2 separate regions of the Homo sapiens genome follow, and region 1 is linked to region 2. Evidence: read pairs that join two places in POLR2A ChIA-PET (ENCODE). Cell type or tissue: Caco-2. All regions are shown on one strand. Links, peaks and the distances in the headings refer to the core of each region. The heading gives the core; the rest is flanking DNA.

Region 1 (7,023 bases), core at 1,740-4,239, 520 kb after region 2:
GCAGGAGGATTGCTCTAACTTGGGAGGTCGAGGCTGCAGTGAGCTATGATTGCACCACTGCACTCCAGCCTAGGTGAAAGAGTGACACCCTGCTCAAAACAGAAAAGAAAAGAAAAAAAAAAGAGATGTTTAGAACACGTAAATTCTCACAGGAAGTAGATGTGTGGTCACTGGGGTTGGGGGAGAGGGATGAAAATGGGGCTGACTTAGTAGATAGGATTTCCTCTCACGGTGATGAAAATGTCTTCAAATTAGATAGATGTGGGGTTGCAGAACATTATGAATGGACTCTGCCACTGAATCATGAACTTTAAAATGATGAATTCATGTTATGAGAATTCCACCTCAATTTTTTATATTTTTTAAATTTTATTTTACTTATTTAATTTTTGAGACGGAGTTTCACTCTTTTGCCCAGGCTGGAGTGCAGTGGCACAATCTTGGCTCACTGCAACCTCCATCTCCCGGGTTTAGGCGATTCTTGTGCCTCAGCCTCCAGAGTAGCTGTGATTATAGGCGCCCACCACCATGCTCAGCTGATTTTTGTGTTTTTAGTAGAGATGGGGTTTCACCACGTTGGCCAGGCTGGTCTCGAACTCCTGAGCTCAGGAGATCCACCTGCCTCGGCCTCCCAAAGTGCTGAGATTACATGCGTGAGCCACTGTACTTGGCCTCACCTCAATTTTTTAAAAAGCAAGCTTTGGCTGGGCATGAGGTGGCACACGCTTGTAATCCCAGCACTTTGGGAGGCTGAGGTGGGAGGATCCCTTGAGCCCAGGAGTTTGAGATCAGCCTGGGCAACACAGCGAGACTCCATCTCTATAAAAAATAAAAAGCCAGGCATGGTGGCGTGTCCCTGTAGTCCCAGCTATTTGGGAAGCCAAGGTGGGAGGATCAGCTGAGCCCAGGAGGTCAAGGCTGCAGTGAGCCATGATCGAGCCACTGCACTCCAGCCTGGATGACAGAGCGAGGCGATATAGATAGATATAGATATAGATATAGATATAGATTTTGCTATATATATATATATATATAGCAAACTTCAAAGAAAGGACTGAAGAATGAACTGACCTGCTCATTCAGAAGGTTAACCCAAACCAGCGCTGCAAAATTGCAGGCTGATGGCTGATGCACCAAGCCTAGTTATGTCCCACCCATGCAGCATTTAAAAACATTTTCCATTTGCTGTCGAAGAAGAGATGCAAAAAGTCTAGATTTCTGGCTGGGCGTGGTGGCTCATGCCTCAGTAATCCCAGCGCTTTGGGAGGCTGAGGCGGGTGGATCATCTGAGGTCAGGAGTTCGAGACCAGCCTGGTCAGCATGGCAAAACCCTGTCTCTAATAAAAACACAAAAATTAGCCGGGCATGGTGGCGGGCGCCTGTAATCCCAGCTATTGGTGAGGCTGAGGCAGGAGAATCGCTTGAACCTGGGAGGTGGAGGTTGCAGTGAGCCGAGATCGTGACACTGCACTCCAGCCTGGGCAACAGAGCGAGACTCCGTCTCAAAACAAACAAACAAACAACCACTTGCCCAGCCAGGGTCCCTGTCCAGCCACCATCTCCTCCCGCCAGAGGAAAGCCCCATTGCTTTGCAGCCGGCACTGCCTTCGATTCTCAAGATGTGATTTAGCCTCATAACCTTGGACGGTCCACACAGACTCTACGTAGGCTGTGAACTGAGTGGACCATTGCTGGGCTGCAGCTGAAATATGAAGCTGTAGAAAGCATCTCAGGCCGGGCGCAGGGGCTCATGCCTGTAATCCCGGCACTTTGGGAGGCCGAGGCAGGTGGATCATCTGAGGCCAAGAGTTCAAGACCAGCCTGGCCAACATGGTGAAACCCCGTCTCTACTAAAAACACAAAATTAGCTGGGTGTGGTGGCACGTGCCTGTAATCTCAGCTACTCGGGAGGCTGAGGCAAGAGAATCGCTTGAACCCGGGAGGTGGAGGTTGCAGTGAGCTGAGACCGTGCCACTGCACTCCAGCCTGAGTGACAGAGTGAGACTCTGTCTCGAGAAAAAAAAAAAAAAAGGGATGTGATTCAACCTCACAACATTGGATGGTCCACACAGATTCTACATTGGCTGTGAACTAGGTGGACCACTGCTGGGCTGCAGCTGAAATGTGAAGCTGTAGAAAGCATCTCAGACTGGGCGCAGGGGCTCATGCCGGTAATCACAGCACTTTGGGAGGCTGAGGAGGGAGGATCACTTAAGCCCAAGAGTTGAAGACAAGCCTGGCCCACACAGCAAGACCCCATCACTACTAAAAATTTAAAAATTAGCCCAGCATGATGGCTCATGCCTGTGATCCCAGCTACTCAGCAGGCTGAGGTGGGAGGATCTCTTGAGACTAGGAGTTCGAGACTAGCCTGGGCAACATAGTGAGACCCCATCTCTACAAAAAATACAACATATTAGCCAGGCATGGTGGCATGCACTTGTAATCCCAGCTACTAAGGAGGCTGAGGCAGGAGGATCGTTTGAGTCCGGGAGTTTGAGGCTGCAGTGAGCTGTGATTGGCACCACTGCACTCCCGCCTGAGCAACAGAGCAAGAGTCTATCAAAAAAAAAAAAAAAAAAGAAAAGAAAAGAAAGAAAAAAAGAAAGCATCTCAGCTGCACATACTGGGAAAGTGAGGAAAGCAGGAGAAAGGGTGGGAATGCCTAAGAGAGTCTCAGAGAGTCTGAGCACAACTCCCAGCCCTGCCACTCCATCCAGCGCTACGAGTCTGGGTGGTGCCTTCTCCTCCCTGAGCCTCTGTTTTCCTCATGACTAAAATGGGGGCCAGGCGCGGTGGCTCACACCTGTAATCCCAGCACTTTGGGAGGCCGAGGCGGGCAGATCACCTGAGGTCAGGAGTTCGAGACCAGCCTGGCCAACGTGGTGAAACCCCATCTCTACTAAAAATACAAAAATTAGCTGGGTGTGGTGGTGCATGCCTGTAACCCCAGCTACTCAGGAGGCTGAGGCAAGAGAATGGCTTGAACCCAGGAAGCGGAGGTTGCAGTGAGCTGAGATCGTGCCATTGCACTCCAGCCTGGCGACAGAGTGAGACTCCGTCTCAAAAACAAAAACAAAAACTGCAGCATTAGCTCTTACCTGACAGTTTCCAGCCTGCCCTGTGGATTTTGGACTTGGTGGTTCCCAGGATTGTGCAAAGCAATTCCTGGCTTGAGACCATGTATATAAAGGAAGACAATAAGCAAATAAGTGAACAAGGCAGATAGTGATGCTTACGGCAAAGAAAATGAATGAAATAAAGGAGAGGAGAGAGAGAGAAAAAAATCTGTGGGGTGGTCAGGGAAGGCCTCATTGAGGAGGCAGCTTTTTTTTTTTTTTTTTTTTTTTGAGACAGGGTCTTGCTCTGTTGCCCAGCCTAGAGCACAGTAGTGAAATCATAGCTCACTGCAGCCTCAAATTCCTGGGCTCAAGGGATCCTCCTGTCTCAGTCTTCTGAGTAGCTGGGACCCTAGGTGTGCACCACCACACCCGGCTAATTATAAAATTTTTTGTAGAGACAGGGTCTTACTGTGGTGCCTAGGCTGGTCTTGAACTTCACATTTCAAGCAATTCTCCTGCCTCAGCTTCCTAAAGTGATGGGATTACAGGAGTGAGCTGCCACACCTGGTTAATTTTTCAGGTTTTTACAGTTTTTTTTTTTTTTTTTTTTTGCAGACACAGGGTCTCGCCATGTTGCCCAGGCTGGTCTCAAATTCTTGGGCTCAAGCAATCCTCCTACCTCAGCCTCTCAAGTAGCTGGGACTACCAGCACACACTACTATGTCCAGCTAATTTTTTTTTTTTTTTTTTTTTGAGACGGAGTCTCACTCTGTCACCCAGGCTGGAGTGCAGTGGCGCGATCTCAGGTCACTGCAAGCTCCGCCTCCCGGGTTCACGCCATTCTCCTGCCTCAGCCTCCCGAGTAGCTGGGACTACAGGCGCCTGCCACCACGCCCAGCTAATTTTTTGTATTTTTAGTAGAGACGGGGTTTCACCGTGTTAGCCAGGATGGTCTCGATCTCCTGACCTCGTGACCTGCCCGCCTCGGCCTCCCAAAGTGCTGGGATTACAGACGTGAGCCACCGCGCCCGGCCACCCAGCTAATTTTTATATTTTTCTGCAGATGGGGTCTTGCAGGCTGGTCTTGAACTCCTGGGCTCAAGTGATCCTCCCGCCTTGGCCTCCCAGAGTGCTGGGATTACAGGAGTGAGCCACTGTGCCTGGCTGGAAGCGACTTTTAAGTGTAGACTTTTAAGCATGATGTTGGCGTCCTGCAGAGACCAGGCAAGAGCACTCCAGATGGAAGGCACTGCAGAGGCCCAGGCTCCGGGACTGGAATAAGCTTGCCAAGTTCAAGGGCAGATCAGAAAGCAGACTCAGGGTGCCTGGCGCAGAGAGAGCAGTGGGGGAGGAGGGAGTGGTTGGAGGATGGAGGGTAGGGAGGGAGGGCCAGGGAGAGGCAGTGCCTCGGGGATGGGATGAGGTCCTGAGGCTGAGCTGCCAGTTGCAGTGGATGTTCAGGAAAGGTTTAAGATCATGCAGAACTGGAGAAGCCGACCTGGCAGGGCTCCAGGCTCCCTGAAGGAAGACCCACTGCTCTGGAACATGGGTGGAGCAAGCTCTCCCCGCCTGTTCATGGAGCTGCAGTTTCCAAGGTCAGGTGAGATCCTGTTACTTCCGCAAGCTCCAGGAGAACCGCAGACTCTCCAGACTTGGAGATCCCCTCCGTGGCCCTGGGGTATAATATATCCACTTAGCCCTCTGCAGAGCCGGCTCTCAAAGTCCATGATGGGCAATCCAGGTAAAAAGTGGAAATCCTAGCCGGGCATGGTGGCTCACACCTGTAATCCCAGCACTTTGCGAGGCCGAGGCAGGTGGATCATAAGGTCAAGCGATCAAGACCAGCCTGGCCAACATGGTGAAACCCCGTCTCTACTAAAAATACTAAAATTAGCCTGGCATGGTGGCACATGCCTGTGGTCCCAGCTACAGCTACTTGGGAGGCTGAGGCAGGAGAGTCGCTTGAACCCAGGAGGCGGAGGTTGCAGTGAGCTGAGATCATGCTACTGCACTCCAGCCTGGGCGACAGAGCAAGTCTCCGTCTCAAAAAAAAAAAAAAAAAAAAGTGGGGGTCCCCCCCACATGCAAGATGCACAGCGTGGCTTCGTCCTGCTGAGGTGGGTTGGATCGTGTTCCCCTAAAAGAGATAAGTTTAAGTCCCAGTGCCTGGTGAGACACATACCCCAGTAAACACACAACCCAGTATACTCAACCTGATGCAATGAGTGGTCCCAGATTGGGTCTTGGACCCAGGGTTTGGGGCAGGGGCATTAGCTAAATAGGGACATGGGACATTATCGGTACAATTGAGGGTAAATTTTTTTTTTTGGAGACAGAGTCTTGCTGTGTTGCTCAGGCTAGAGTGTGGCGGCACAATCTGGGCTCATTGCAACTTCTGCCTCCTGGGTTTAAGCAATTCTCCTGCTTCAGCCTCCCCAGTAGCTGGGATTACAGGTGCCCGCCACCACACCCAGTTGATTTTTGTATTTTTAGTAGAGACGGGGTTTCACCATGTTGGCCTAGGCTGGTCTTGAACTCCCGACCTCAGGTGATCCACCTGCCTTGGCCTCCCAAAGTGCTGGGATTACAGATGTGAGTCACCGCACCCAGCCCTGAGGGCTGACTTTGATATAAAAGGAGCAAAATGTTAACAATTGTATAATCCTACTAAAGGTATGCAGATATTCTTTATATCATTCTTGTAATTTTTTTCCAAGTTTGGAAGTATATCAAATAGGCCAGGCGCAGTGGCTCATGCCTGTAATCCCAGCATTTTGGGAGGCTGAGGTGGGAGGATCATTTGAACCCAGGAGTTTGAGACCAACCTGGGCAACACAGTGAGACCCTGTCTCTACAGAAAATAAAACATAGCTGGGTGTGGTGGCATATGCCTGTGGTCCCAGGTATTCAGGGGGCTGCAGTGGGAGGATCGCCTCAGCCTGGGATGTGGAGGCTGTAGTGAGCTATGATCGCACCACTGCACTCCAGCCTGGGTGACAGAGCAAGACCCCGTCTGGAAAAAAAAAAAAAATTAAAAAGTTACAAGCAGCTGGGCATGGTGGCTCACGCCTGTAATCCCAGCACTTTGGGAAGCTGAGGCGGGTGGATCACTTGAGGTCAGTAGTTCGAGACCAGCCTGACCAATATGGTGAAACCCCATCTCTGCTAAAAATACAAAAATTAGCTGGGCGTGGTGGTGGGCGCCTGTAAACTCAGCTATTTGGGAGGCTGAGGCAGGAGAATTGCTGGAACCTGGGAAGTGGAGGTTGCAGCGAGCCGAGGTCACGTCATTGCATTCCAGCCTGGGCGTTGCAGCGAGACTCTGTTTCAAATAAATAAATAAATAAAACCCCCCAGAAAACCCAAAACAAACAAAGAAAAAGTTACAAGCAAGCAAACAAAACTGGCAGCCACTCAGCTGTGAGGGGAAGAGAGTAGAGGGAGCTATGGGGCAGCTCACCCTGCATCTGACCCTCCTTGGCTAGGATGCCCTGGGTAAGCTCCTCCCCCAAGTCCTCAGTTTCCCCACGCAGCCTTCCCCAGTCCCTCAACCTGCTTCCACTGAGCCCAGAGCCTTTGCACATGCTGCCCTCTCTGCTTGGAATGTGGGGCCCCTACACCCCACTTCCTTCCCCGGCTCATCCCTCCTCACCCTTCACAGCCAAGAATCACAGCTCCCCTTCCCTCCCTGGCCTGGTCAGAAGTGCCATGAACCCAGCTGCCACCTTGTATTGGGTTGTGAGGCTATAAGGGACTGGTATACAGTTGGCGCATAGCATCAGAATGAATGAATGGAGAAATTGAGGCAGCAATCTCCGGGCTGCCTTCAGCTCTAGCTCCGTAGTAGGCTGCAGAAGGGTGAGAGTGAAGGAAAATGCTAGAAGGAGGCCGGGCGCGTGGCTCACACCTGTAATCCCAGCACTTTGGGAGGCCGAGGCAGGCGAATCACTTGAGGTTAGGA
Region 2 (7,023 bases), core at 1,483-3,982:
AGTAAAAAGTCCCCTGCGGCCAGGTGTAGTGGCTCAGGCCTGTAATCCTAGCACTTTGGGAGGCTGAGACGGGAGGATTGCCTGAGCTCAGGAGTTTGAGACCAGCCTGGGCAACATGGTGAACCCCATCTCTACTAAAATACAAAAAAAAAAAAAAAAAAAAAAAATTAGCTGGCTATGGCAGCAAGTGCCTGTAGTCCCAGCTACTCGGGAGGCTGAGGCAGAAGAACCGCTTGAACCCGGGAGGCAGAGGTTGCAGTGAGCCGAGATCGTGCCACTGCACTCCAGTCTGGTGACAGAGCAAGACTCCGTCTCAAAGACAAAACAAAACAAAAGCCCCCTGCATTGCTGTGTGGAAAACGTGGTGATGCCCCCCACAGAATAGGAGACTAAGCAGAGAGTCACTAAAGGATAACCACCCATCGAGTGTAGAGGCTATTCAGATGTTATAGCACTTAGCAATAAGTGAAAGACACAGGACTGGCCAGGCGCGGCGGCTCACACCTGTAATCCCAGCACTCTGGGAGGCCGAGGCGGGCGGATCACGAGGTCAGGAGATCGAGACCATCCTGGCTAACATGGTGAAACCCCGTCTCTACTAAAAATACAAAAAATTAGCCAGGCGTGGTGGTGGATGCCTGTAGTCCCAACTACTGGGGAGGCTGAGCCAGGAGAATGGCGTGAACCTGGGAGGTGGAGCTTGCAGTGAGCCGAGATCGCACCACTGCACCCCAGCCTGGGTGGCAGAGCGAGACTCTGTCTCAAAAAAAAAAAAAAAAAAAAAAAAGAGACAGGACTACAAGGAAATGGACTGGGTTTTTGGAAGGTAATTTGAAGCTACAATGGGATACTGAACCATTAAGACAGTGGTAGCACTATTGATAAAAGCTTAGAAAAGGCCACACACAAAACCTTAGGACTCACTCAGCAAGCCAAAAAATGACACAATCCACAAACCATGAAGTCCAAGTACTTAAAATGAAGCAGGAATCAAAATGATGGTCAGAGAAGGCTGGGGAAAATGTAAAAACTAGACCAAAGGAACTTCAAAGGGCTTTGCTTACTATTTAATGCAAAAAGCACAGCAGGTTAATTTTCTATTTCAGGGAAAATGTCTTACTCTTTGCAGTCTGAGCTTGTTCTTCTCTGTAGAGCCTTTGACGAATTTCTTAGTTATCTGAAAACAGAAGACGTTTATCTTTAAACACGGGTTATTTCAATTGCTTCGAGAAAAAGAGAAACCTTTCCAGGTGATCAGTTTTTCCACCAACAGAACCAAAATGTCATAATAGGGTCACAAACTCCAGTAAGTGTGCATACATGTGTGTATCTGGGATTAGATAACAAGAGAGACTACGGAGGCAGATAAAGAAATGAGTGAAGGACACCAAGCACAAGAAAAACAAGGCAAGCTCAGAAATAAAGGCAACAGACAAGGCTGGGCGCGGTGGCTAACGCCTGTAATTCCAGCACTTTGGGAGGCCGAGGCAGACAGATCACCTGAGGTCAGGAGTTCGAGACCAGCCTGGCCAACGTGGCAAAACCCCATCTCTACTAAAAATACAAAAATTAGCCGAGCGTGGTGGCAGGTGCCTGTAATCCCACCTACTCAGGAGGCTGAGGCAGAAGAATCGCTTGAACCCAGGAGAAGGAGGTTGCAGTGAGCCGAGATTGCGCCACCATACTCCTGCCTGGGCAACAGGGTGAGACTCTGTCTTAAAAAAAAAAAAAAAAAAAAAGCGACAGCTGGCCTGGGCGACAGGGAGAGGATGGATTTGTAGCAAAGGAGAGAGGACCTGCCTGTCCAAAGGAGATGGAGTTCTTACAGGAATATAGATCCCTATTTGCTGGTCCTTCCAATTTCTCCAAGAGAAGCTGATATTAGGAATTTCATATGAATTTTTTTAGGTGTTTAAAAATGGACACAGACGGGCACAGTGGCTCATGCCTGTAATCCCAGCACTTTGGGAGGTCAAGGCGGGAGGATCACTTGAGCCCAGGAGTTCAAGACCAGCCTGGGCAATAAAGCAAGACCCTGTCTCTAAAAAAAGCTTTTAGTTAGTCGGGTGTTGTGGTGCACATCTGTAGTCCTAGCTACCCAGGAGTCTGGGGTGGGAGGAGCCCGGGAGGTTGAGGCTGCACTGAGCTGTCCAACCTGGGTGACAGAGTGAGACTGTCTAAAAAAAAAATAAAAAGATACTAAATTAATCAAATAAAACATGTCTCCAGGCTGGTTTCCTGTGCACCACTAATTTACATTCTGTCTAGCTCAACTCTGCTTTTTATTTTAATGTTATTTTTGAGATGGAGTCTTACTCCTGTCACAGAGGCTGGAGTGCAGCGAGTGCCACGATCTCGGCTCACTGCAACCTCTACCTCCCAAGTTCAAGCGATTCTCCTGCCTCAGCTTCTTGAGTAGCTGGGATTATAGGCGTGTGCCACCACACCTGGCTAATTTTTGTATTTTTAGTGGAGATAGGGGTTTCATCATGTTGGCCAGGCTGGTCTCGAACTCCTGACCTCAGGTGATCCACCCGCCTCGCCTCCCAAAGTGCTAGGAATTCAGGCGTGAGCCACCGCGCCCAGCCAACTCTGCTTTTTAGAATGTGGAGTGAAAGCTTAAGACAAAAGGGAAACTTGCTGGGGTTTTCTAGGACTTCTACCTTCTAGGGCACAATATTTTCTATCACCTACCTTCAAACTGAGCATGAGCTACTAGGAATTACCAATAGGATCCATGGTGTGACTCACCATCCACCTAAATGGTCCCAGGAAGGAAGACGAACAGGGAGTCTGGACTTTGGCCTAAGCTATCTCCCACCGGGGCAGGGAATCCTGAAAACCAAACTAGTAGAAGTGAAGAGCAATGGGAAGAGACGCTTAAGAGTGGGAAGAAATAGTTCTCCGGGTTCATTGCAGACTTGCAGTGTAAGACTGAAGTTGACTGAAAAACCAAAGGCCCATTTTCCTGGCAATGGTCTGAGGGGTCAACAAAATTATGTAAGTGATTTCTTTTTTTTTTTGAGACGGAGTCTCGCTCTGTCGCCCAGGCTGGAGTGCAGTGGCGCCATCTCGGATCACTGCAAGCTCCGCCTCCCGGGTTCAAGCGATTCTCCTGCCTCAGTCTGCCCAGTAGCTGGGACTATAGGTGCCCACCACCATGCCTGGGTAATTTTTTTGTATTTTTAGTAGAGATGGGGTTTCACCATGTTAGCCAGGATGGTCTCGATCTCCTGACCTCGTGATCCGCCCGCCTCGGCCTCCCAAAGTGCTGGGATTAAAGGCGTGAGCCACCGCGCCCGGCCAACAGTGATTTCTTTATCTGGGAAAGCTGAACCCCTGACTAGGACCTCTCACAGAATAAAAGCTTCAGATGAATGAGCTCAAGACAGCCTTTCCACCTGGGTCCCACTGAGTCCTTTCTGGACTAAACCTTTCTTTAGGGAAAGGCCGAGCCGTTGTGAGAAGGCTGCCCGTGTTGGCAGGAGCTCTTTCACCACCGAGATCAGGCCAGGGTGTTCAGTCTTTGCTGAGAATGTGGCAACAGAAATGCCAGCCCGAGGCAGCCTCACCAAATGCTGCAGAAAAAGCATCTGTCTCTCCAGCATCTACTCTGCCTGCCAAGGCTGTGTGCCTCTCCCCCACGCTGAGGGATTTAACTGCAGAATATGGGAGCCGCAGCTCTCCGGGGCTGCCCTTTGTGTTCAGAGATTATAATACGGAATGTGGTCTTGGGGTGGCGGGGAATTCAGTTCCTTAGTCTTGCCCATGCCTGAAGCTCAGCTGCAGAATCTCCTGCCTCTTACAATGCCCCCCCTCTGCTGTGAGTCCAGAGATAACAGACTTGATGTGACTGGCAAGAGCCCGCTCAGTAATATCCAACAACCAAAACAGAGCAATTACTGCTTAATTTAAAACTGGTATCTTTTTTGCTTTGCCAAACCCTCAGATGGACCTTGAAGTCTGACAGAACTTTATCTTCTTGAAATTTGACCCAAGTGTTTATAGATCTCACTCTCAAAATTCTATGCAACACTCCCACATTCTACCCAGCTGGAGCCCGGTCAGACAGCACCCTCAACTGCCAAAAACGTGATCCAGGATCCCAGAAGGAAGCCAAAACACAAAAACCGACAATCCCAAGGAGTCGCGACAGAGCTCACTATGTGTGGGCATGAAAATTCCTGCACCCTTTCTCAGATAATCCTCTCAGAGCCTATGGACTCTGATTTTATACTAAAGGGTATCTAATTTCTAAGCCCAGACCAGATAAGCCGCTAAAACCTGACAGCAGGGGAGCGGAGGCAGGGGGGAAAAGAGAAAACCTCCAATTGGCCCAAGCATGAGAGAGTGCAAGCTGGGAAAATAAGAACGCACGCATTGCCTTGAGCTACCAAGACCTCATTCTCCTTAACAGCCCAAGGCCACTTGTAGAAGGAAGCTCAAGGGAACAATCATTTTGTGAAAGCCAAGCACAGAAACAGCAGAACTGAGAAAACAGCTCTGTAACCTACAGCATGTCCACACCATGGGATATCACGCAGCTGTTAAAAAGAGCTCCATCTTTCCATCCCAATATAAAAAACATCTAAGACACCCTTGAGTAACAAAGACAGATATTTACAGTATATGTCATACACAAGGAAACAAAATGATACTGGGTGTTTCCTAGAGATCTCTCTGGATATACAGGACACAGAAAAACACAAGGTGATGATGATGATAATAATGGCAACCTCCTGGGAGAACAGAGGGCTTCAAGGTTTCCATTCTTTTTCCTTTTTGTTTTTTTTTTTTTTTGAGACGGTCTGGCTGTTGCCCAGGCTGGAGCACAGTGGTGCAATCATGACTCACCGCAACCTCTGCCTCCTTGGCTCAAGTGATCCTTCCACCTCAGCCTCCCAAGGAGCTGGGACTACAGGTGTGCACCCCCATGCCCCGCTATTTTTTGTATTTTTTGTACAGACGGAGTTTCACCATGTTGGTCAAGCTGGTTTCGAACTCCTAAGCTCAAGCAATCCTCCCACCTCGGCTTCCCAAAGTGCTGGGGTTACAGGCTTGAGCCACTGCACCTAGACCAGTATTTCTTTTAAACATGGAGAATTTATTACAAATGTAATTTCAAGTATATGGAAAGAAGTTCCAGCAATCTGGGCACAGAAGCAAGCCAAAGATTCCAGTAACACAACTGCACCAACATGATCATTTGTCAAATAATCATCTCGATCACTAACAGAAGAGGCTAAATCACAAGTCTGATTGCAAACTTCAGAAATGGTTCTTTCCCACATGGTAGAAAACTCTAATACTAAAAAGGAACACTTCAGCTATTCAAAGGACCCTGGGAGTATCTAAAGGGGGATCTTTTTAAATCATTGTTTCTCCAAAGTGAGATTCTCCAGATCCTGCAGTACTAAAACAACAACAAAAACCAAAACAAACAAAAACACGCCATGAAGCTCCCTGCAAAGGGACAGCAGGACCTGTATCGGAACAAACTCCCATTTTCTTTTATTTTAAAGAAGAAATAATAAAGAAGGCAAGCCAGCCCACAAAGTACAGTGGCAATGACTGCCCTGGGACTCTCAATGCATATTTCACTGTACCAACTCAAGGAAGAACAGACCCCAGTGACAAGCACACAGATTACACGGCAGTGCGAAACAATCTGCAAGCTTCCCACCAGCTCGCCCCTGCAATCTGGAAAGAGCTGCTGGTAGGGAGGTAAAGTGCAAAAACAGTGTATTCCCCAGAGGAACAGGGGTTGTGGGAAGGGGGTGGCTTGGACGTCACGGCAAGGAAAGGTGTTAAGAGTTAGGTACCAACTGGCCAGGCGCGGTGGCTCACACCTGTAATCCCAGCACTTTGGGAGGCCGAGGCGGGCGGATCACGAGGTCAGGAGTTCGAGACCAGCCTGTCCAACACGGTGAAACCCCATCTCCACTAAAAATACAAAAATTAGCTGGGCCTGGTGGCGCGTGCCTGTAATCCCAGCTACTTGGGAGGTTGAGACAGGAGAATTGCTTGAACCCAGGAGGCAGCGGTTGCAGGAGCCAAGATCACGCCATTGCACTCCAACCTGGGCAAAAGAGTGAGATTCCGCCTCAAAAAAAATAAAAAATAAAAAAGAGTTAGGTACCAACTATGAAGCAAGCAAACCAACCAAACCAGAAATGCAGGACTCCTTAAAGGTTCGGAGATAAAGTAGGGGTTGGGGATGGAGTCTCTCTCAGCTGGGATCTCAGGGATCCCTGCCATCAGGGCATGAGGAGGCCTCCCGATAATCGCTTCCCTCATAGCTTCGGTGACTGACAGGCCCTCTGCGGGTGGTTGTGGCCGCTTTCTGCCATAGGCTCTGGGCCAGCCTGAAGCCTTTACCACTTGTAAATTATCTGAAAAGTTGGGATAATATTGCCTTCAAGTGCATCCCAAAACCTCGAGTCTGTGTTCAGAACAAGATCTAGCGTCCTAAATGCAGGGTTTCCTAAATGTTGCACACTGGGTTCATGTGCTCAGTTGTTTTAGAAAGCGGGCAGGATTGTGCCACCATGATGCCCAACGAGGGGACTTCCCAGTTTGCAGACTAAGCTGTGGACATGGAAACAAACTTAATGGAAACATGTGCTTGTGTCCTGTCCTTTTTTTTTTTCTTGAGACGGAGTTTTGTTCTTGTTACCCAGGCTGGAGTGCAATGGCACGATCTCAGGCCACCGCAACCTCTGCCTCCTGGGTTCAAGCGGTTCTCCCGCCTCAGCCTCCGGCGTAGCTGGGATTACAGGCAAGCGTCACCATACCCAGCTAATTTTCTGTATTTTTAGTAGAGACGGGGTTTCTCCATAATGGTCAGCCTGGTCTTGAACTCTCGACCTTAGGTGATCCACCCGCCTCGGCGTCCCAAAGTGCTGGGATTGCAGGTGTGAGCCACCGCGCCCAGCCATGTGTCCCGTTCTTGCTAAATGGCTCACATCACAGGACGAAATTTTGCAAAGCGGCAGCAGCCTGGAAGAAATTCAAGTGATCGAA

Evidence for each region. Peaks named below come from ENCODE experiments on the same cell type or tissue, not always from the same donor. Only the 100,000 strongest peaks of a DNase experiment are listed, where the experiment ranks them.
Region 1: POLR2A ChIA-PET joins it to region 2 with 16 read pairs; 3 of 35 experiments call an interaction of 5 or more read pairs at or near these places.

What each region holds. Positions count from the first base shown.
Region 1 is chr19:3,891,276-3,898,298 of GRCh38, reverse strand. All of the region lies in intron 2 of ATCAY (ATCAY kinesin light chain interacting caytaxin), which reads right to left. Among named protein-coding and RNA genes, the nearest start is that of ATCAY, 14 kb to the right of the region's middle. In Caco-2, for the core only: no CTCF peak of the experiment used is centred there; no DNase peak of the experiment used is centred there.
Region 2 is chr19:4,412,174-4,419,196 of GRCh38, reverse strand. CHAF1A (chromatin assembly factor 1 subunit A) reads right to left here. Exons shown (of 15, transcript NM_005483.3): 4 at 1,121-1,177. Among named protein-coding and RNA genes, the nearest start is that of CHAF1A, 13 kb to the right of the region's middle. RefSeq lists an enhancer at 5,393-6,391. In Caco-2, for the core only: no CTCF peak of the experiment used is centred there; a DNase peak (open chromatin) is centred at 2,796.